2 separate regions of the Homo sapiens genome follow, and region 2 is linked to region 1. A link is a loop called in an ENCODE intact Hi-C map of the cell type or tissue named here. Cell type or tissue: dorsolateral prefrontal cortex. All regions are shown on one strand. Each heading gives the region's core, and the rest is flanking DNA. Links, peaks and the distances in the headings are about the cores only.

Region 1 (10,648 bases), core at 3,021-8,020:
TGTTCATACTACTAATAGGTTCCTGCATTGTCCAAAAAAAACAAAACAACAACAACAACAACAAAAAACTCTGTCAGAGTTAAAATTAGTATAGAAAGCAATGGAAACTTGCTTTTTTTAAGGAACTAAATAATTTTTGTTGTCAAGCCTTAGCCACAGCATGCCTAGATCCATGTTACACAAAACAGATTTTCTTTTTTGGTCTTTTTGAGTTTTTCCTGGACACCCTTGTTTAATACCAAGGTGACATCCCTAGGTTAAAGCAGCTGGTGTCTCATCACTCCTTTCTATTTGTTCTTACTGGCTTCTCCACTTAAACTCTAAGCTGCTTGAGGTCAGAGCTTAAATCATACTTACTCTTGTGCCTGCCATCATCACTTCAGTTCTTGCCCCATAGGCCCTCAATAAAGAGAGGCTGAATTGCACTCCAAAGAAACTATGTCAGGGGAGCCTTAGAAGTGTAGTTTTCCTCTCATCCAAATTTGCATCTTGATGTGCTATAAGAAGACCAATGCCTAAGATCAATGCCTCAGCTTTTGAATCAGCCACCCAGCAGTGCAAGATCACTGGTTCCCCTAGTTTACATCAGTCCAAGCACGTTTAGATAATATAGTGTTGTTCCAGAAAATGTAATGGAGATATCAAAATATGTCACCATGTTATTCTTCCTAGATGAAATGATGGTGATGAGCCACCATAACCAAGAATACAGTTTAGAGCTTATTTTTTTACGCAGTAATGATGATGGTTTCCTATTGATTTAGTCATTCACTTCCATTGATCCCTCTGGCTATCAGTGAAGAGAAAGCTAAAAGTGCCAGGATTTTCATCTGTGGGCTTGAAACTTTGTGAAACAAATTTACCTTCCCTGACCACCTGAGTTATTCACAGTCTATGGAGGTAAAAATTTAAAAATAAATAAACATATGGATACGAAACCTTCTCTGTGATGACATAAATATTGAATCAGCATGGAGATGAAACTGTAAGTGCATTTTGCTTACAGAAACTAAAATCTGTTATTTTAGGAATATTTTTCAGTCAATTGTCTATAAAAGCTTATATGGAAGTGTCCATGACATGCTATTAACATGAAAAACCTTACACTGCATAAGTGAGGAATTTCTAATAAAAATTATGCAAAAATGTTAAAAGATTTTTAGGTGGGCTAGTTGCAGTTTAATTTTTGAATATTTCCCAAGCTTTAACCTGAAGGTGGGAGTGAATGAAAAAGTCTGGTTGACTGATTACCTTTAACTATGGTGTGTTAGAAGTCTAGGCATTGAGATGGTCCTTGAAGAAGCACAGACCTTTTATTTCATTTTATTTTCAGATTTCTTTAACATTAATACTGACTTCTCCTTTATTAACATCTTAAAATAAAAGAAGTGGAAAATGTTTTTATTTTATAGAAAGACAAATACAGCATGGAATCAGGAGAACAGGATTTGAATTCTGTTTCTATTAACTACTTTGAAACTTTGAGCAAGTCATTAGTAGAGTAACAGAAATGGAATGTTCTCTATATTTCTAATCAACATCTGAATTCCGTGAATCTTTCTATTAAGAATGCCGAGCATTCCATTTGCAGCTAAATTAATAAAATTGAATTTTACACAATCAGTCACAGGTAAAAATCACAGAATTTAAATGTTTCTGTTAGGAATTTTAATTGTACATTAGAGTTTATGAGAGTATCACTTTATAGCATTGTTGTAAAACTTTGGTTGAATCATCATGCTTATTTTGAAATATTCATTTTACATATTTGCTCCTAAGAATGCGTTCTGCTAAATACTCCCTCCTGAATGCAAGATAGAAAGCAAAATTATGAACATTTTTGTAATAATTTGATACTTACAAGTGTAATTTGGGGGTTATTTGAATTTATAAAATTTGCATTTTATAATATAGAGACATGAATTTATAAATAAAAATGCAAATACTTATAAAAACGTAATAATACATCCACCGCAATGAAAAAGAAAATACAAGAAATATATATTAGAGTATAAAAATATTGTATGTGGTTATCTCTTGACTGAATCCTCTTGCCTTCATAAGACACTAAATTGTTTAGCTCTTTATCTATTATTATAATTTTAGGTATGTGTGAGGTGTAAATATGTGTGCTTTTTTTAAGGTATTTTTGTAAATTTGTCTAGAATTTTATTTAGTTCAATTCATCAATTGGATTACACAAAATGGTTTGCCTCTGATGCTCAGATTTTACTAAATAAAAGGAATAAAAGGCTTTATTTTAAAAAACTTGTATTATTATTGCTATAATTAAGGAGTCATATCCTAAAATTCAAGTGGGAAAACAATTGCTATTCCAAATACCAAAATAATACCAAATAATAGAACTTTTATTTAGTTACCTTATTTGATTAAAGAATCAAATAAGGTAACTAAATACCAAAATAATAGAACTCATATTTAGTTACCTTAATTTGATTAAAGAATTTAAGCCAGTCTCCAAGGGGTTGAAGCCTTTCTCTCTATCTCTCCCTTCCTGCAGCTTTCTCTTCCTTAACCATTCTTTCTCTTCATCACACACAAGGCAAAACATGGTTTCACATGGAACATTCAACCAATGGCAACTTGTTGATGGAATAATCTATATAATTTCCATAATTTTAAATATCTCTTTATAATGTTTAATTTATATTTAACATTGCAAATACTTAAACCCGTCATCCTCTAGGTGGCATATAATTATGAGCATTATAAGATACAGTTCAATGGTACTCAAAGATATGCCATTCCAATATTGGTGTGCCTTACCTCCCCATACATTATATTTAACTGTTTAGCCTTTCTTACTAATGCCAATGACATTAAATCCTGGCAGATCTTCTTGACTTTCAGCTCACCATAATTCTTTATAGAAATTCTTGCCAAAATTTTTGGCAGACTAGTTATTTGGATTCTCATAGATAATTCTGAGACCTTGTTAATATTTTCATGTTAATTGGAATTATATTAGAATACATTGACTTTAATTTATCATTAACATAATTATGGGCAATAACTGATCAAAGTATTACTCCTTGCTTTCAATTTGGGATGTATCGATTCTGATACAGATTAATTACTGTTGGATATACTGTGCATAGTAGTCACCCTAATGTTACCCAAATGAGAACAGCTTTGAATGTTCTCAGTCAAGCCCTAAATATAACCAACTAAAATTTTCAAATTTAGAAAACCAACAATAAACTCATTATTCACAGCCCCTCTTGACTTTTAATGCGGCTATCCACATTTACTTAAAACCACCCCTTGTCAGTGGACTTGCTCAGTGCATTTCTGCCTATGTCTTACACAAAAGGGAAATAAAATCTCAGATACAGTTTGAATGAAAACAAACCAACAAAAATTCCTGACATTGGAGAAGGTATTAAGGCAATATTAACTAACAAATTCCCTAGATGATGGCTCAACTTTCCCTTCCTATTTCTTATGTAGCCTGAGACTTGCTCCTTTAAGGTGATGAAGCATACATCTCTCTCCACCAACTGCAAGAGCAAGAATGGCACTTTAATTTATATTCCCCTCAAATTATAGTGATAATAATACCAGGAAATTTATATTGACACACTGCATGCCTCAGTGGGGCACCTTTTAAAGTTCCTAACATTTATTTCTGGATATTCTTATCCGTATTGCTTAGAACACAAGCCCTGTGACCAAGGGTTCCATGGAGTACAATGCCATGTTGAAATGAATGCCTTTTCATCATTTCTCTAAAATATTAAACCATAAATTTTGTGGGGTAGTTTTGTTTTTAAGATTTCAATACATGAGAAATTGAGAGCACAAATTTTATTATTTAAATGACCCCTCCCGATGTTCACTCCATCCCCCTTGCTCATATTCATTCATCGAACACAACTCTTTATTTTCTCGCACTCCAACTAGAAATAATAAAACGGTAAACATGGTTTCAGAAGAAACGACTACTGTTCTAAGAAAACTTCTACAGCAATACCGTCTGGTGCTAAGATACTACACAACTCTGGAAGCACCCAAATAGTGCAGGAGCTTCTTGGTACAATGTTTTCTAATCCTCCTATATCGCTCTTTTAGCCACTACACCTAAAGAAAAATAAGAGCTTTGGCTTATTGCAATTTCAAAGAAGATTTTAAAGGGTAAGTTTGGTGCTACTCTCATCTCCTTCAAGAAAAAGCTTCTTATCCTCAAGAGTTGCTGAGCTTTTGATAGTGTTGTTGCTGAAAGAGATTCACCACCTAGGCAAGTCCTCCGTTCTTAACCTGGAAGTAAGACCAATTCCGCAGGAACAGGTAAAATAGGTGTATTTCCTGTACTCAGCTAAGACGCCTCTCAATGAACAGAACAAACCTAAGCAATGCAAATAGTTCTGCGCTTTAAAACAACAATAACAAAAAGTTTGTTTCCAAAGGGTTTGGTTTTTGTCTTTATTTTTTCACGCTTGATAATACCCTTAACAGCCCAGGTGCTGAGTAACACACAAAGTAACTGTACAGAAACCAGGATCACAGCGTGTCTGTGTCAATTTCCTGAGGTGACTGTCAGAAAATCTGGACAGGCACCATTGTGTAGAGGGAATGAGGTCAGAATTCACTAAGGACCATTCACCCTGGGAAGGAATAGGACGGGACAGTCGGGCTCGAGAGCCAGGCTTTGGGAAAGGAGAGAAGGTGGGTCAGGGAGGACTTTGTGGAGAAGGCTTTGTCAGCGCGAGATCGGGTGAAGGGTGGCAGATAGGGGCGTTTGTGCACTGGCATAAGGTGGGAACGCAGGGACAGTAACAGTAGAGATGACCCTGTTTGGGGTGACCAGAGGGTCGGGGCCATCTACTGCTGCTAGTGTGGGAGCCTGGGGGCTGGAAGGTGAGGCGGGACTGCGAGCTGCAGGCAGCTGTCCCCAAGACGGAGAGGGGTTCAGGTTGCCAGCAGGTGGAGTTGAAATCAAACATCCCCTTGGGGACCACAGAGCAACACCCTCCCTGGACCCTCTGCCTGGAGGACGGGGAATCACAGCAGCTGGTTTGGGGTGCCTCCCAAACCAAAAGATGTTCTCTCCGCGCCAAGCTTTGACGCCCGACCCCCTGCACTCTCCCGCCTACTCACCGGTCCTAGGGGTAAAGCGCCATCCGGGGCGCTCGCGAGGGCTGCGCGGCGCAGGAGGCAGGCAGGGCCAGGCGGCGGTGGCGGCGCTGTCCTAAGAGCGCGACTGGGGCTGGGGGACACCGAGGCAGCGACAGCGGCGGGGGCGCGGGGAGCTGCAGGGGAGAGCAGTGAATCTGGAGCTGCTGCGCCGCGCGCGCTCTCTGCCCATCTCCGGCTTCGCTGAAGCTGCTACAGCTACTGCCGCTGGAGGGGAGGGAGGCGAGGGGGAGGGGAGGAGGCACGCGGTAGGGAGGGACGGAAGAGCAGGAAGGGTGGGGGGTGAGCAAGGGAAGAGGGGGAGATGGTCGCCCAGAGTTGAGGGGGTGGGGAGGGAGGCGCGCAGGAGCCCAGCAGAGGTTCCCACTAAATGAGCTTGGGAGGGGAAATGTAAGATGAGGCGATGGGTCTCTCCCCCGCCCTCCTTCTACCCTACCCTCCTTCCCCCTTCGCGCCCTTTCCTTGGGCTCTTCCTCTCGTGGCTCAGGCTGGGGGTTACCCAAGCTTGGCAGCAGCCGCGGCTTCAGCGCGCTGGTGCGAGTGCTGAGTCCGGGAGGCAGCCTCTACAGCTCTCCCCGCCACCGGCCTGTGGCACCTGTGCGCGCACACTGCCGCCCGCTCCATTGCGGCGGCTCCTGGACCAGGATCCGCAGCCTGTCGCCCTCCTTCTCTCCTCTTTCTGGGCAGATTATGATCCTACATGTGCATCCATGACATCTGTATAGTCCCCCATTGGTGTTTGTTTCCCTGGGCGCTCTTTGGCACTGGCTGTCCCGCCAGAAGGCGCCAGCAGGGAGCTCAATGCCGGCAACCATCGCCTGCCCCTTGGAGCTGTTGCCTGGGCAGGGGTGGCCTTGGTTGTTTACCGCCGGGGTTGACCAGCTAACGAGGTAAAAAAAGAAATTTATACATATATCGTTTTAACCCAATTGCCTCGGACCGTGTTCTCAATGATCTAGGAAGGTTGTAAGTGTGAAGGGCATAGTGACAGCCCATTACCTTCTGTCTTGGCTTCCTTCCTCCCTTTTCTCAACATTCTAAAAACCTAGGGATTGAAAGATCTCTGAATCTCTTTATCACAGAGCTTTTCATTTCCCCCTGCATTTTCCTAGGGTTGGTCCCGCTTTCGTAGTGTGGATTTTCGTTTCCTCTACTTGACTCTAAATCAATCCTGTATATTCGCAAACTACAAAGAGGCGCATGCAAATAGATACTGTACTGAGGGCAGATACACGCGCGAGATCCAGAGGGTGAGTTAACACACATTCAGTAAATATAAAAACAAGTGGAACATTATTAACTGATTTCTGTGAGCCGTAATTTTATTTTATAATTTTCACGTGGTAATTGGGGATAGACAGGGAGCAAGTAGATTATGTGTCTAAAAGATATGACTAGAAAAAAAAGTCTGGTAAAACTCTCCTCAAATAACATAACACATAAAGTGAGCTAATTATTCCCAGACATTCCCAGGAGGGAAAGAGATTCTGATTTTGTTTGGCTGGCTGGTTGTGTTGCTTTAAAAAAAAATGAAGTAATCTTTCAGTTGGTGGATTCGTTTTTTTAAAAGCCTAAAGGATCATAGTCTCTAGAATAAATAAGGTAGGCATTTCATTTTACATAAGTGTGTCTTATATAACAAATGTTCTCATATTTTAAAAAGTGCTCTCTTGACTGTAAATGCAATGTGGAAAAACATTTTCAATGCAATAGGCCATACCTAAATATTGATGAAAAACCTCTAGATTTTCCTGTATACATTCACATGAAGGAAAAAACAATGTTGGAGATAAAGTATTACTTGATGGGCTGGGCGGTATCAACTTGCTAGACTCTGTCCTGTTGAGTATATCTGCTAATGAAAATATTTGGTTCAACATTTACCTAATGACCTGACTGAGAGAACCACCTCCTTATTTAGGGAAAAAATATCTAATTATTCGAATACACCTCCCTTTTAAAAGGCATGTGTTACTGTCTTCAGAGATCCAGAGGTGTACCATGCAAATTCACCCACTGTTATTCTTTCAATAAAGACCATAGAAATAAAAGGTTGGCAAAGACTTACAATTCATTCAGCTCCCTAAGTCTTCTCAGTGGTGCCTATACTACAGAGGTGAACAATAAATTTTGCAAATGCCAGCGGCTACTTGGGCAGAGGATGGTTACCAAGAATTAATTAAATCTCTGTTTTCTCATTTCTGTTTATAATATTTCTCATCCCTTCCTTATTAAAGTAATTTACCTTTGAGAATTTTTACTATTTTCCTCCTGTAATTATGAAACTATAACGCAATAGCTTATAGTCTCATTTTATGGTTCTAAAGTGGCAAAGACAAATACGCAAGCTATAATGCCTTACAGCCAAGCAAAGGAAAGGGGTGATGTTTGGAGTAGAGAAAGCAAGCTTCTAACTCCTCCCTCCAGCTTACATCCCCAGCCGCTTGGCCCACCAGAGACAAGAACAGGATGATAAGCAATGGAATGGCATTGAACTCTCCTGCTGAAGGACTTGCATTTCAATGTAGATTCTGAGGCTGGGTGAAAACTTCTCTGTCACCTTTACTACAGCATTCTCACCCATTTATATTTCTTTCCCCTTCTACATCTCTATTACTGTTGCACTATGTTATGCATTACACCATGGGAAAATTAATCAATTAATACAATAAAAGCTTAATTTTAAAACCCTGACTCTTTGAACTTATTTAATTGAAAACAAATTCTCATGCTGAAATTTTCTAAAATCAGAAAGATTCAAAACCCTGTCTTTGAACTGATACTGCATGAGTGCCAGATATTGGTTAGCAAAGGAAATATCATTGCTCTATTTATTGAACACATATTCAATTAGCACTCCCTGTAGGCAGCAATATGTTAGGCCCCAGGGATATCACAGTTAAGAAAATTGCTAACTGTGCCCTTGTGAGGCTTAAGAGTCCAGTGATACAATAAAAAAAGTTTTATCACTAAGAAAGACGTTCTAGTAATAATGATGATCATGATAAATTTCAAGCTTAAAGAAGAAATATTTAATAATTTAATTATAGGCATTAAAAAGATTAGGAGTAAAGAAAGACAGATTATGAGCCTCTGCTATAACCAGTCCTTATGTGAGCTGCTGAAGAAAAGAGGAGAATGACGGGTTAGTTAAGAGAGTCACATTTGTTGTAGTAACAGAATACAGTGGGTACTTTTTAGGCAAGAGAAAATTTTGGTGAGCCTTAACTTTAAAAAATAAGCATCTGTTTTTATTCAAAGTGAGAAAAATGGAGAATAATAAATGTTTCTGAGGTTGCAGACACTTCTAAAAATTACATATGTACTATATCATACATATGATTAGCACTGCTGAATACATGGACTGAATCTATTATGAAGACAGTGGCAAAAATTAGCAGGTTTCCTTCTTTCTTCCCAAAGAATGTACCAAAGAATCAAAAGGAAAAAAATCACTCACAACTTTTTTTCAGTAAAATCAAAAGACAGGTAATCTGCAGTTTCCAAAATTTGTATGTGAGATCCCAGAACTGCTGAGATCAACCAGAAGTCTCAGAAGTGAAAGAAAGAAGGGCAGAGAGTGGGCCCAATGATACCTAATTTGAGAATACACCAAAAAAAAAAAAAAAAAAAAAAAAAAACTTCTTGAAAGTGAGACTTTCACTCAGAAGAACAAAATCAATTTCCACTGGTTACAACAATGGATTCAGGAAATAGAGTTGGGGTATAGCTGCAAAAGGAGGAAAGAAAGAAACCTGACAAATGCAGGGGACTCAGTTGTGGCTAATCTCAGAAAACCTACAAAAATGTGATTCCTGAAGGTAAGTTCTTACTGTCACTTACGAAACCTTTATTTCTTGTTTGCACCAATCAGTATAGGAACTGGAATTTCCTACAGTGTGGATAGTGAAAGAAGCCCACTTGGATGTGTCTTGCAGGAAGTAATGGAGTGATACACAAAAATTAGGCAGAGGAGTGAATCTATCTCTGTAGCAGCAGTGAAGAGAAACCCTTTGAAAACCCCAGGAGTTATTTTCCTCTCCTTTTCCCAAGAACCTACATAAGAAAAATTTAACTCAGTTATATATGAGTAATTGAAAAAAGAATGGACACACTGTCAACACAAAAGTAGTATAGGAAAAGACTTCCAAAGGAGTAGTAAAATATATCAATTGTTGAAGAACACACACCATAGCAATGATGTCATGAAGAAGTTGAGAAATTTGTTCTAACATTACAGCAGAAATTTTCAAGAAGGCACAATGAAGGAATTGCTTTTATAAATGAAAACTACAAGGTACAAATGCAAGAACTTGGGAAGGGATGATGAGAGACAATAGGAGCTGGTGACACATAGCTGGGGGAACTCAGAAAAGAAGTGAGGAAAAAAAATACCTTCACGAATTAAGACTATAAATGGAAGAATTACAAGATAAAATGGACACTGAGATAGACACAGCAAGGAAAAGAAGAGACAGAAATAAGGAAGGCTAACAAAATGAAATGCAAGTAAAGAAAAAATAGACAGGATTAGAGAGAATACAAAAGATGGAGAAGATAGGGAATGGTAATCCAATAGATACATAATTAGAGAAAAGAAATAAGTGATGGGAAAATAAATATGTCAATATATTATTAAAGAAAGAAACATTCTTCAAATGAAAGATGACTTGATATTTCACTTTGAAAAGAAACAATGATTACCAGGAAAAATTGCCCCAGAATCATTGACATTGAGATGTGTCCTAGTACAGTAACTAGAATTTAAATTTAAAAAAGAATTTTTTTAGGCATGCAGGCAAAGCAATCAGTAGCTTATAAAGAAAAATACTGATACTGGCCTCAGAAGTCTTCACTGCAACTTTAGTGGAATCGAGCCATTCAATATCAGTGCAACAAAGCTTACAAGAAACCAAAGAAAATAAAATAAAACTAAGGTTTTCTTTTTCTTTTTAGCTAAATGGTTTTTCAAGTACAATGGGAATAGACAAACAATGGTGAAGATGCAAGAACTCAGGGACTATTATTCTTATGAAACCACCTTCAGGAAATCACTAGAATAATGAATGAAATTCAGCTTTCTAATAAATAAATAAAAGAGACATGCTGAATCAAGGACTGATTTTCAAGTTAATACATTCAGTGTATTTATCTACTGATCTACAATGTTAGAATATGAGAATTAAAGCAGTATAATGCAATATAAACCTTATAGGAAAAATAGACTCTGACAATATAAAAATGATATGAGATATAATGGCATCAATTGTCTAATGGCTGAGAGTCCAACAAAACCACTTAAAAGAACAAATAAGTAGCATGACATTTAGCAACACAAAGATGAAATTTAATCCAAATTATTTGATAAATTATCTAGTCAAGCAGGAAGGCATGGAGGAATAAGAAACACTAATTTTTATCATTACCTACTTTAACAAACTAACAGAAACATTTCTTACTTTAACTAAAATATAGAGCAATGCAGATAAATAAT
Region 2 (10,648 bases), core at 3,812-8,811, 140 kb before region 1:
TATGATGCAAATGAAAGGAATACATTTGTAAAAATACGATTTCTGTAGCTCTTTATTTTCTCTAACTCTAAAATTTTACTTGTAAATATCAATTATATTATCCAGTCTTTAAGAATCACTAATAGAAGAAGCATTATTAGAAAAGATAATTAGATAAGGCCTCAACAGTGATGACTTTTAAACAGCACTTTTGCAATATGATGTTCTGAAGAAAATATGATTAGTGGTTACTATAATGTTTACAATGTCATTTACCTGAACATTGACCTTTACCTTTACATTGATCAACATCAATCCCATCAACAACACGGACGCAGCAGAAAATCTGCAAGCAAGTGCTTAAAAATAATTTAACAAATGATGTTAAAGTTCTGAGGATTCAAGCCTAAGAGGTTGATTCAGGAAAAAGAAGCAAGAGTTTCAATTTTAGTCATTTATTTTATAGAAGAAAGTCATGGGCAATTTGGGGGATGAAGCAACAAATCTAATATTATGGAAGCGGAAGAGATGGTTGGAGATTCTTTAAGTCTCTCCAGAATACTTGATCATTAAAACAACAGAGCAAGTTTCTTATCTGAGAGCTGATTAATGAGTGTCTGTCCTTCGAATCACCAAAGAAGTGATTAAGAAATTAGGGACCAATCTGTTTTGCCCTGTTGCAAAACGGTTTCCATCTGAAAGAAGTTAATAACTCCCCTTGTCAAATCATAAATTCAAATGGATTAATATTTCACATTTCTAAAATGCTCCTGAAGAATAACTTGTCTTAATAAAATATCTTAGTAAGTCTCAGGAAATACACACACATACATACACACATATCATATATATTATAGAAAATTTAACTTACTTTGTATAGTGTTTATTGGTTTAACATCATACACCTGCACAGTGGGGAAAATCCTTGTCCACCATCTGTCCATTATGATATGAAATGAATTAAAGACCATTAAACCATCACCTTGTTTTAAAAATATAAAAATCAGAAATGGAGTCTTTGAGAGTGTGTCCCTTTATTTATCTACAAAAATGACACAAATGTAAAGTTCAGGTAAATGACATTGTAAACATTATAGTAACCACTAATCATATTTTCTTCAGAACATCATATTGCAAAAGTGCTAATTAAAAGTCATCATTGTTGAGGCCTTATCTAATTATCTTTTCTAATAATGCTTGTTCTATTAGTGATTCTTTAAGACTGGATAATATAATTGATATTTACAAGTAAAATTATAGAGTTAGAGAAAAAATAAGGAGCTAGAGAAATCACATTTTTACAAATGTATTCCTTTCATTTGCATCATATCTTTAAGCAAAAATGAGCCTGTCTCTAAAGAACAGACAGGAGTAGATTTGAAGACAAGTGATTTTTGAATCAACAGAGAAAAAAATGCAAGGCAGTGTTGCTCTATATTAATATGATATTGATTCAAATTATAATTGCAGGACTGAGTAGTTCCTACTGAGGAATGGTTTTATTCCTGTTTTATAAAACATGTCAAATAAGATTTTGAAATCATTAACTGAATTAGTTTTATAGTCTTCATTGGCATTTCTGAGGGTTAGATGTTTAAATTTTCCTACATTGCTTTTGCTTGATTCAGAGAACCATTAAAACCATGGTTGCCTTCAAATGTCATTATTTGTCTAGAATAAATTCTAAACTGGAACTTTCTTTATAACTAAAATAAACACTCCCAAATCCAGGAGTATTGTTCACTCTAACTCAGTGTACATTCCTCAACTCATTTTATTAGGCATTCTCTTCCAAAGGAAAAACACAAAACTAAACTCACCAAAATAATAAAAAGATTATGAAAAGACAGAGAATCTTTACAGTTTACCGCATTTAATACTTATTTAACATATTCTGAGGAGCTCAAGGTCCTCCTTTGTGATGTTTTCAGTGACTTTGGTAACAGACTCTGAGGTGTCATGGGCAGAATTGTCACACTCGTTTCATAATTACAAGAGAAAACGAAAGTGAAGGTACTGATCATATTACATAGACTCAAAGAATATAAGAAGAAATCCTAGAAAAACACACATCTTAGTTAGCCTTTTTAGCCAGTCATAGTTTCATGTCTTTCTCTGGGGCTAGGTACAGTTAACTCAATTCCTTTGGGGATAGGCTTTTAGGCAAAAGCATTGCACTTTATTTCTTTCTCTTTCATCTAACAAAGAACCAACACAAATTTAATAGGAATGGAGGGGAAAAAGAACATTTCAAACTAACATTGTCTGCCCATTATTTCATTTCATGGTAACATGCTTCTGTTTTTTATGTATAGGCAGTCATAATTTGTACATTTGAGTTCCAAACCTCAGCACACATTAAAAAGGAGATATTTCATTTATACCTTGTAAGAACTGGATTTATGGTGAAATAAAATGAAAAGAGTGCTTAGAAAAATAACAACAAAAACCTTCAAAACCAGTGAAAGGAGTTAGCCAGCTTGCTTTAGGCAGACAGTAAGGGAAGGGTCCCTGGAAAACATCCGACCTAACCCACAAGTGCCTACACCAGATATTTTGTGCAGATAAGGGAACTTGTACAGCAGGCTTGCCTAAACATGCCCGGAGAAGATTAAGGGTCCACATGCACGCTAGGGGGAATGGGGCAGAGCCACCTGGAATTTATGCCTTATACAAATAGGGAACCCAGCTCCATCAGCTTATATATATATAAGCCCTTGTACTGCGAAGGAAAACTGGCAACCTGCTTTCAGGATGCCCCTTTTTGCTGAGAGCTTTCCTTTTCACTTAATACATTCTACTCCACTCACTCTTCGAGTGTCCACGTGCCTGATTTTTCCTGGTCATGAGACAAGACAAGAACCCAGACCTAGATGAGCTAAGGAGATAAAATCCTTCATCACCAGCAATGAACCAAAGGCTCCAAGGGGAAAAGTTGTGTTCATAAACACCAACAAAAAAATTAGAAACAGACCATGGTGATAGTTGCACTGGCTCACAGCTGTCATCCTCAAAGTATTTGCCAGTTGGAAGGAAAATTACAGGGACCAGTGTGAAATTTGAAAACTTTCCTATAGCATTAGACTTCACTGGTGAAGAGAAATGCATCAACCTCACCGAGTACCAGAAGCATCCTTTGAACATCAGCAAAATAACTATTACTTCTATGAAATAAAGTCTCCTACTGCAACAAAACCCTAAATTAAAATGTTGGAAGAAGCAGTTGGTTTTATAACCTCCAAAAGAAAAGTTAACAAAAAGCAAACAAACCACCATTCTGTATTAGTTTGCTAGGGATGCCATAACAAAATACCACAAACTGGGTAGATTAAGCAGCAGAAATTTATTTCCTCACAGTTCTAGAGGCTGGAAGTCCAAGATCAAGGGGTCAGGAGGGTTAGGTCCTTCTGAGACTCTTTCTTGGCTTGCAGATGGCTGCCCTATTGCTGCCTCTTCACTTGGTCATTCCTTTGTGTGCTCTCACCTCTGGTAGCTCTTGCTTTTCTTTTCTTTCTTTTCTTTTTCTTTCTTTCCTTTTTTTTTTTTTAAACGGAGTCTCACTCTGTCGCCCAGGCTGGAGTGCAGTGGCACGATCTCGGCTCACTGCAAGCTCCGCCTCCCAGGTTCACACCATTCTCCTTCCTCAGCCTCCCAAGCAGCTAGGACTACAGGCACCTGCCACCACGCCCAGCTAATTTTTTGTATTTTTAGTAGAGACGGGGTTTCACCATGTTAGCCAGGATAGTCTCGATCTCCAGCTCTTGCTTTTCTTATAGGGACATCAGTCATTTTAGATTAGGGCCAAACACTAAAGGCCTTATTTTAACCTAATCACTTCTTTAAAGACCTTATCTCCAAAAACATACTGGAGATTGGGACTTCGACATGAATTTGAGAACACATTTCAGACCATAACACTCTCTCCCCTCCCAAAAAGACAAGAAAGACCTTTTACAATAAATCTTTTGACACTGAGCGTTTTTTTTACCCCTTCTAACTCCCAATTAGTAACTTTCTGGATTTCAAAGAATCAGATTTTAAAATTGCTATAAAGCTTGCTAAGAGCATTCAAAAAAAGGCAGGCATTATAGGGAAGTAAACCTTGACTGCTGTAGAATTGAGAGAATCTTTGCTCTGCTGATTGGGGGTCATTTTTCTGTGAGCTAGAGAGAATGCTTTTGTGATTTGAGAGCCACCTGAAATGTTAAGAAAGTTTGGGTAACTGCAGGGACTGTCATTGCCTCCTCAGCACGTGCTGTGCCCCTCTCCTATTGCACAGCAGCAAGCACTTTGAAGGACTGACCCCAGTCCATGAAACCTAATCCACTGCCTATGCCTATCTTCCAATCTGCATATACAGGAGTTGTCAGTTACATTGATTGGTTCAGAAGTGTTCACATGAAATACTTTGGTTCAAACAAGATGAAGCCAAAAATTTTTGACTATTGGTAAAAAGGTAGTTATCTTTTTACTTAATCTAAGACATTCTTTTTATAATTGGACAATATTATAGGAAGATGTGATACTTACAAATGCAATCACTGTTTGCAGGCACAAAAAAAGTTAAGTCACAGAATGAAGCTTTTCATGGAATATAAAAGAGCCAGTAGAATTGTAAAAAACTGAGTGACTTGATCAGACTATACCCAGAGTCCACTAACCTCTGAACTCTTAAATTAATACATTTACTTTCCTTGAGAGAGTTTAAGATGTACATTCTGTCTCACACAATCTTACTTTACAAAAAAGTAAAAACATGTTTACTTTTATGCCTTATAATTTTCAACTAACAAGTAAAAAGTAACTAAGTACTGTTTGTTTGCTTTTATATTACTGTTGGAGTCTAAGAAAAATCATAATTTTTAAAAATAAAATTAGACCAGATAATTTGACTATATAAATGACTAAAGGGAATAAGAAGAACTAAAAACTCAGCATTAACAGATCACCATTTGTGAAAATGATTTTGCTACTCTGTGCTCATGTATTTCTATCACTTTTGCTAATATCCAACTTTAAGGAGCACAGTGAATATTATTAATTTGATACTATAAACATGTGTTGAGCTCTGATTTAAAGAGTAATATAAACTATCATCACCCATTATGAGGAAGCAAATGTTGTGTCAAACAGATTAACCATTGGATTGAAAACATCTCTTCTACTTTTTCCTCTCACTCATATTGAAAACTACTGCTAAAATGAGGTTAATGTGGCAGAAACATACAGTCTGATGATCAAATCCAGAAACAAAAGATAAATATAGTAGCTCCCCCTCCAGGAGAATTAAGATTTTAATCATTTCCTCTCCAGATTGAGATTGGCTGCTGGCCATTACTTAGCAAAAGAAATGTCTCTGAAAGGGGCAGGAAATTAAAATGCAAATGGTATAAAGAAATAAAGACATTCTAATTTTTTTAAATGACAGCAGTGATTCTAGCATCCATAATTGAAAACTGTAAGGAAACTGGAGAGGTGAGATTCATGACAAAGTGATAAATGAGAGATCTCAGGAGGTTGGTAGTATTTCCCATAGTCTCATTTAACAAATTAATGTTTTTGTCTCGCCTGACTGAAGACCTTTGTAAAGGTCTGAGACTTAATGGTCATTATCTTGATTCAGATACCATTGTAGCAGAAATCATAGGATTTGTATTTTCTAACCAAAATCAGTCTGACTCTGATTTTTCAGAATATTTCTCAATTTCATACTTGGGAAGAGACCTGAAAAGTATTTGTAACTTTTTCTCACATTGTCTACTCAAGAGAATCCTGCACACTTAGAAGAAGTGTTAGTTTTTCCAATATCCCCCAAATATAAATTAGTGCAAGGCATCAGTTAATGTGTAATGTCCTTTTGTGATTTTAAGGACAAGAGGATAGGGAAAAATGAAGCAGCTGGCTCAGGGAGGGGCACAGAGCACATCCAGATGAGATGAAGGGAATACAGTCCCAGATGGTCTGATAGGCTGTTCAATTTCTGATGCTCTTCAAAAGTTGTTTATATGTATTTCTTTACCAAATTTGGATTCTTAAAAATTTGTCTTGCCAACTACCTATGACAATTAAATACTTTTTGTAAGTACCCCAATTTTATATCTACTTATTAAGCAGGAGAAATGGAAGGATGTTTTTAAAGGCACTTCATTACTTTTACTGATGAGAAGAATTACTGGTTTCTCTATCATACCTAAACATTCTGAGTCCATTTAGGACTGTTCCTAATTGGATTTCTGTAGTTTTCCTGGAAGGTTCCCAGATGCAGTTTGCCTATCCTCTGTGAGGCAAAGCTCAGCTTTAACTGAACCGTGTTCGTGGGAATGCAAACGCTTTTTATGTTATGCTTCTCAGGTATTGCTTTGAATATATATGCATTTTTAGCAACTTTCTTCTGAAAAGCAATAATTATCTATTTACAACTTTATCAACTGAATGGTCAATCGTATTAAATTATTTGTACTTGGCAGAATATTCGTAGGCAAAGTCTTACAACAAATCATAGTCCAAAATGACTACATAGAGAATCAGTGTGCTGTGACCCTAAGTAGACAGGCACTTAAGTAAGTCCTAATGCAGTCCCTTTATCTTAAATGGTAGGGGCTGGAGAGCAGATTGTGTTAAAAGGACATTTTATAAAATTATAATTATCCAGATTTTTCAAGCCCCACTCCAATGATTCATTTATTCAAAAAATATTTATTGAGCAGTTGCCGTGTACCAGGAGCAAGGCTTTTAATTATGAACAAAACAGACCTCACCCTGACCTTCCCAGTACTTTTGGTCCAGTGGAAGAGATAGGCAGTGACATAAGCACTTAGAACTCAATACAAGGAGTGCTATGAGGGGTACTCTAGAAGACAGGGTGGGTGCCAGATGCCTGTGGGAGCGATATCCACATATAAATCTAGGTCATTACACAGATCTTCAAATCTGAACCTCAGGGATTATGTCTGGGCTGGATTTTTAGACTTGGATGTTACCAGCATATACAGCGTGTAATAGGTAAAAACTATGACAGAGTAAGATATGACCCATTAGATAAGCCTATGATCAAAGACAGAATCCTGGGTAGCACCAGACTTTAAAAGACAGGCTCCTTCCCTATGGTTTCTCAAAATATAATGCTGATCTCTCCCTATGTAAAAATGGGAACAGTTTCAATGGCTCTAAATATATCTCTAAATTTTTTTCTACAAGCCCTGGCATCAGGTGGACCTGTGAATAGATGCATCCTCTGATCCCATTTTGAATGCTTCTCTACTTCATCTCTCTAATGTCCTTCCTGGTATTTCTTCAAGATTGCTATTGTTTTCTATCCCAAATTATGGAGCTTGAGAAATCGTTTTATGGTAAGAAGCAGGCTCTGGTGATTAAAATAGTTTCAAAGCTCACAGTTATGTCTTGATTATATAACTCCTTTTATACTGGATCGTTGCTTCCTGGAGAAAAAGAAAGGGTAAAGTATTCCTTAGGTTCAAAATATCGTAGCTGAAACTCAGAGCTCATGAGAGATATGGATAGTGAATCTGAATATAACAAAACTCAGCTCACAGCTTTGTGGAACTGGTCTCTTGAGAATTTAGGGGAGTTTTGTTCTGCAAAACTTTGGAACAACGATTCCTTCCAGTGAACTAGCATATAGATGTACTCTGAAGCCATTTGCAGTGCCCTGAAGCAAGGAGGAAGGCAGAACTGATGTCTCTACCTGATAAAATCTTTAAAGAAGGCTGGTCCCTTAAAGTATGTCTGCATTTGGCCTGATAACAGGAAAACAATTTCATTTCACTTTAGGCACCAAGGACAAGAAAGGCAAGTATAATTTCTTCATTCTCTTTGACAGATTTTCATTTCTCTCTGTTACAATGTGATTATCTTCTTCAGATATTGTAATGTATTTTGGAAAAAAAATTCTATTATACATAATTATAATGGCCTGGCCCATGGAATGAGGCTCATATTGAAGTAGAAGTTACCCTAAAGATAACCCACTATCAAGTTTAATCAAAGAATTAAAGCCTCAAGCAGGGTTCTCCTCACTTTCCCTTTCAGTTTAAATTTAAAGTGTATTTTAGCCTTCAAAATGACTTCAGGTTAAAACATTTTTCTTGGTGTTACCCACTCTGCTAAGTTTGAAAATCATATTTCCAAAGTATCAATTAGCATTCTATTTGGTATCTGCAAATCTAAATTGTGGAATCACACTTTTCCTTGCCGTAGCCACGTTGATAAAGATAATTAGAAAGCTTATATCAGTGATACAGCTCAAATCTCAAGACAAATCAAGTAACTTGCTATTATAAAACTTCAAAAGCTAAAACAGGAACAAAGTAGGAGTGTTAGAGTGTTATATTGCCCTTACCCCCAGTCCTAGGGAATGATATAAACCTTTCATTATAATTATTCCTATCAGGTCAGCTCCACACAGCTCATGTAATAGGTTTTAACTGTTCACAGATCCACGGTATTCTGGAAAGAGGTGAACAGTCTTCACATTGGTGCTGCAGATGGAACACAGGGCAATTTTTAGTGGCACGTGGATTAGTCTCTACTGCAACTGTGCCTTTTCTCCACTTTAAGAAATTGTTGAGCCTGAGCTGGCATCACCTCCTTCAATCCATCCTACACACTGCTGCCAGAATAAATCTCCAAAAGCACAGCTCTGGTTCTGTCATTCTCCTTCTTAAAACCCTCTGTACCTGGTCCAAGCCTGATGATTAAAGTGCACATCAGGCCTCCAAAGCTTTGCACCATCTAGCCCCTCACAGCCCATTGTTCTCTTTCACACACTAGAGGCTCAGGAAGATCAAGTCCTCTTTTCAGTTGGTGCCTCACACCTCCTTCTCCTTTTCCTTTTTCCTCGGAATGCTGGATTCATCACGCTCTGCACTAATTTCCATATTTTAAAGTCCAGGTCTATCAAAAATGCCACTTTGTTTACAATGACTTCCCTGATTCCTAATTGCTCCAGCTGGAATCACTCCTTCATTCTGAATTCTAATGTCATTTTACCTGAAACAGACACCATTTAGTATAGCACACCAGTATAACACCATACTACTGACACCATTTTCTCTTTTTGTATTCTATTCTTGGACATGACTTATCCGTCCTAAGAGAATCAAGACCCAGGTAGGCAGAGTTTATCTTTTGCTCTAGAAGTATAATTATTACAAATTATAGAGAATAGAATGATGGTTACCACAGGCTGGGAAGGGTAATGGAGAAGGGGGGTAAAGAGGGGAGGGTTAATGAGTATGAAAATACAATTAGATAGAGTAAAATCTAGTGTTTGGTGGCACAATAGGGTGACTATAGTTAACAATAACTTATTGTATATTTCAAAATAACTAAAAGAGTGGAATTGAAATGTTCCTAACACAAAGAAATGATAAAAGCTTAAGGTGATGGATACCTCAATTACCCTGATTTGATCATTACACACTGTATACTGTATCCAAACATCACATATACATAAATATGTACAACTATTATATATCTACAATAATTATAAATAAAACAATTTTTAAAAATTCAGGCAAAGAAATGCTTGCTTTTGATGGAATGCACAGATATATTTTTTCTCACAGTGTTCATGCTTCAATAAGGTTTATTCTCAGCTCTGCTGACAATTACAAATAATTGAGTTTTGTTTGATGCTGATAATATACACACTCCTGATCTAAGGCAATGGGAGTTCTGTGATTTAGTGAAATTGCAGTACTTCTCTAGAAGGGTTATACTGAGAAAACATTTGTTTCAGGTTTTAAAATTATTCACTCATTTGGGCTAAAAGGGATGGAGGAATGAATTTTAAGTTAATATTTTCATTTTATCCCCATAATGTTCCATTGTAGTTTCTAATAGAGACTTTTTTTTTTGTCTGCCTTAAACTTGGTTACATGTCATCTAAATTAGTAATCATGTTCTTCATTTAAAAAAAATGCTCTCTGGTGATAGAAGAATTAAATTTAATTCAACAAAATTGCATGGAATACTGACTCTGTACATAATAAAAGCAGTCTATTATTTTCAAGTAGTTCAAAAAAAATTTTTTTTTTTTTGGAGTCTCACTGTGTTGCCCAGGCTGCGGTACAGTGGCAGAATCTTGGCTCACGGCTCACTGCAACCTCCACTTCCCGAGTTCAAGCAGTTCTCCTGCCTCAGCCTCCTGAGTAGCTGGGATTACAGGCACATGGCACCACACCTGGCTAATTTTTGTATTTTTAGTTAGAGACAAGGTTTCACCATATTGGCCAAGCTGGTCTCGAACTCCTGACCTCAGGTGATCTGCCCACCTCTGCCTCCCAAAGTGCTGGGATTGCAAATGTGAACCACTGTGCCTGGCCTCAAGTAGTTAAAAGTCTAACAGCCCACATTTTAAGCCAGGGTCACATAAGACTAGTTAGAGAACATTTTGCTGGGATTTCTGCGCATGTACAGACTCAGAATAAAGGCAATACATTTGGTTAAATGTTCATGTATCTACACTACTATAGGAGTGGCCACTTTTTAAAAATTTTACTGTCTTTTCAACCCTATTACAAAATACATACTCTCTGGAGTAATATAAACCTCAGGCAGTACAAAATTGTTACAACTTGGGCTTCTCCAGGGCCACTCCAGGCTTTGGAACATTTAAGTGTTTTGATAGGGTCAATGAAAGTATCAA

The links. A loop is a pair of places that touch in the nucleus more often than their neighbours do. Peaks named below come from ENCODE experiments on the same cell type or tissue, not always from the same donor. Only the 100,000 strongest peaks of a DNase experiment are listed, where the experiment ranks them.
Region 2: a loop joins it to region 1, with 4 times the contacts of the local background. A loop is called at or near these places in 2 of 110 quality-filtered maps.

The regions. Positions count from the first base shown.
Region 1 is chr6:96,010,683-96,021,330 of GRCh38, reverse strand. It overlaps FUT9 (fucosyltransferase 9), which reads right to left and starts at 5,357. Exons shown (of 3, transcript NM_006581.4): 1 at 5,119-5,357. It overlaps LOC107986626 (a long non-coding RNA gene), which reads left to right and starts at 5,898. Exons shown (of 3, transcript XR_001744263.2): 1 at 5,898-6,044. In dorsolateral prefrontal cortex, for the core only: CTCF peaks have their summits at 5,582 and 5,785; DNase peaks (open chromatin) are centred at 5,380 and 5,930; H3K4me3 peaks cover 5,000 bases; H3K27ac peaks cover 4,360 bases.
Region 2 is chr6:96,148,550-96,159,197 of GRCh38, reverse strand. All of the region lies in intron 2 of FUT9 (fucosyltransferase 9), which reads right to left. Among named protein-coding and RNA genes, the nearest start is that of FUT9, 140 kb to the right of the region's middle. In dorsolateral prefrontal cortex, for the core only: no CTCF peak of the experiment used is centred there; no DNase peak of the experiment used is centred there; H3K4me3 peaks cover 398 bases; H3K27ac peaks cover 4,636 bases.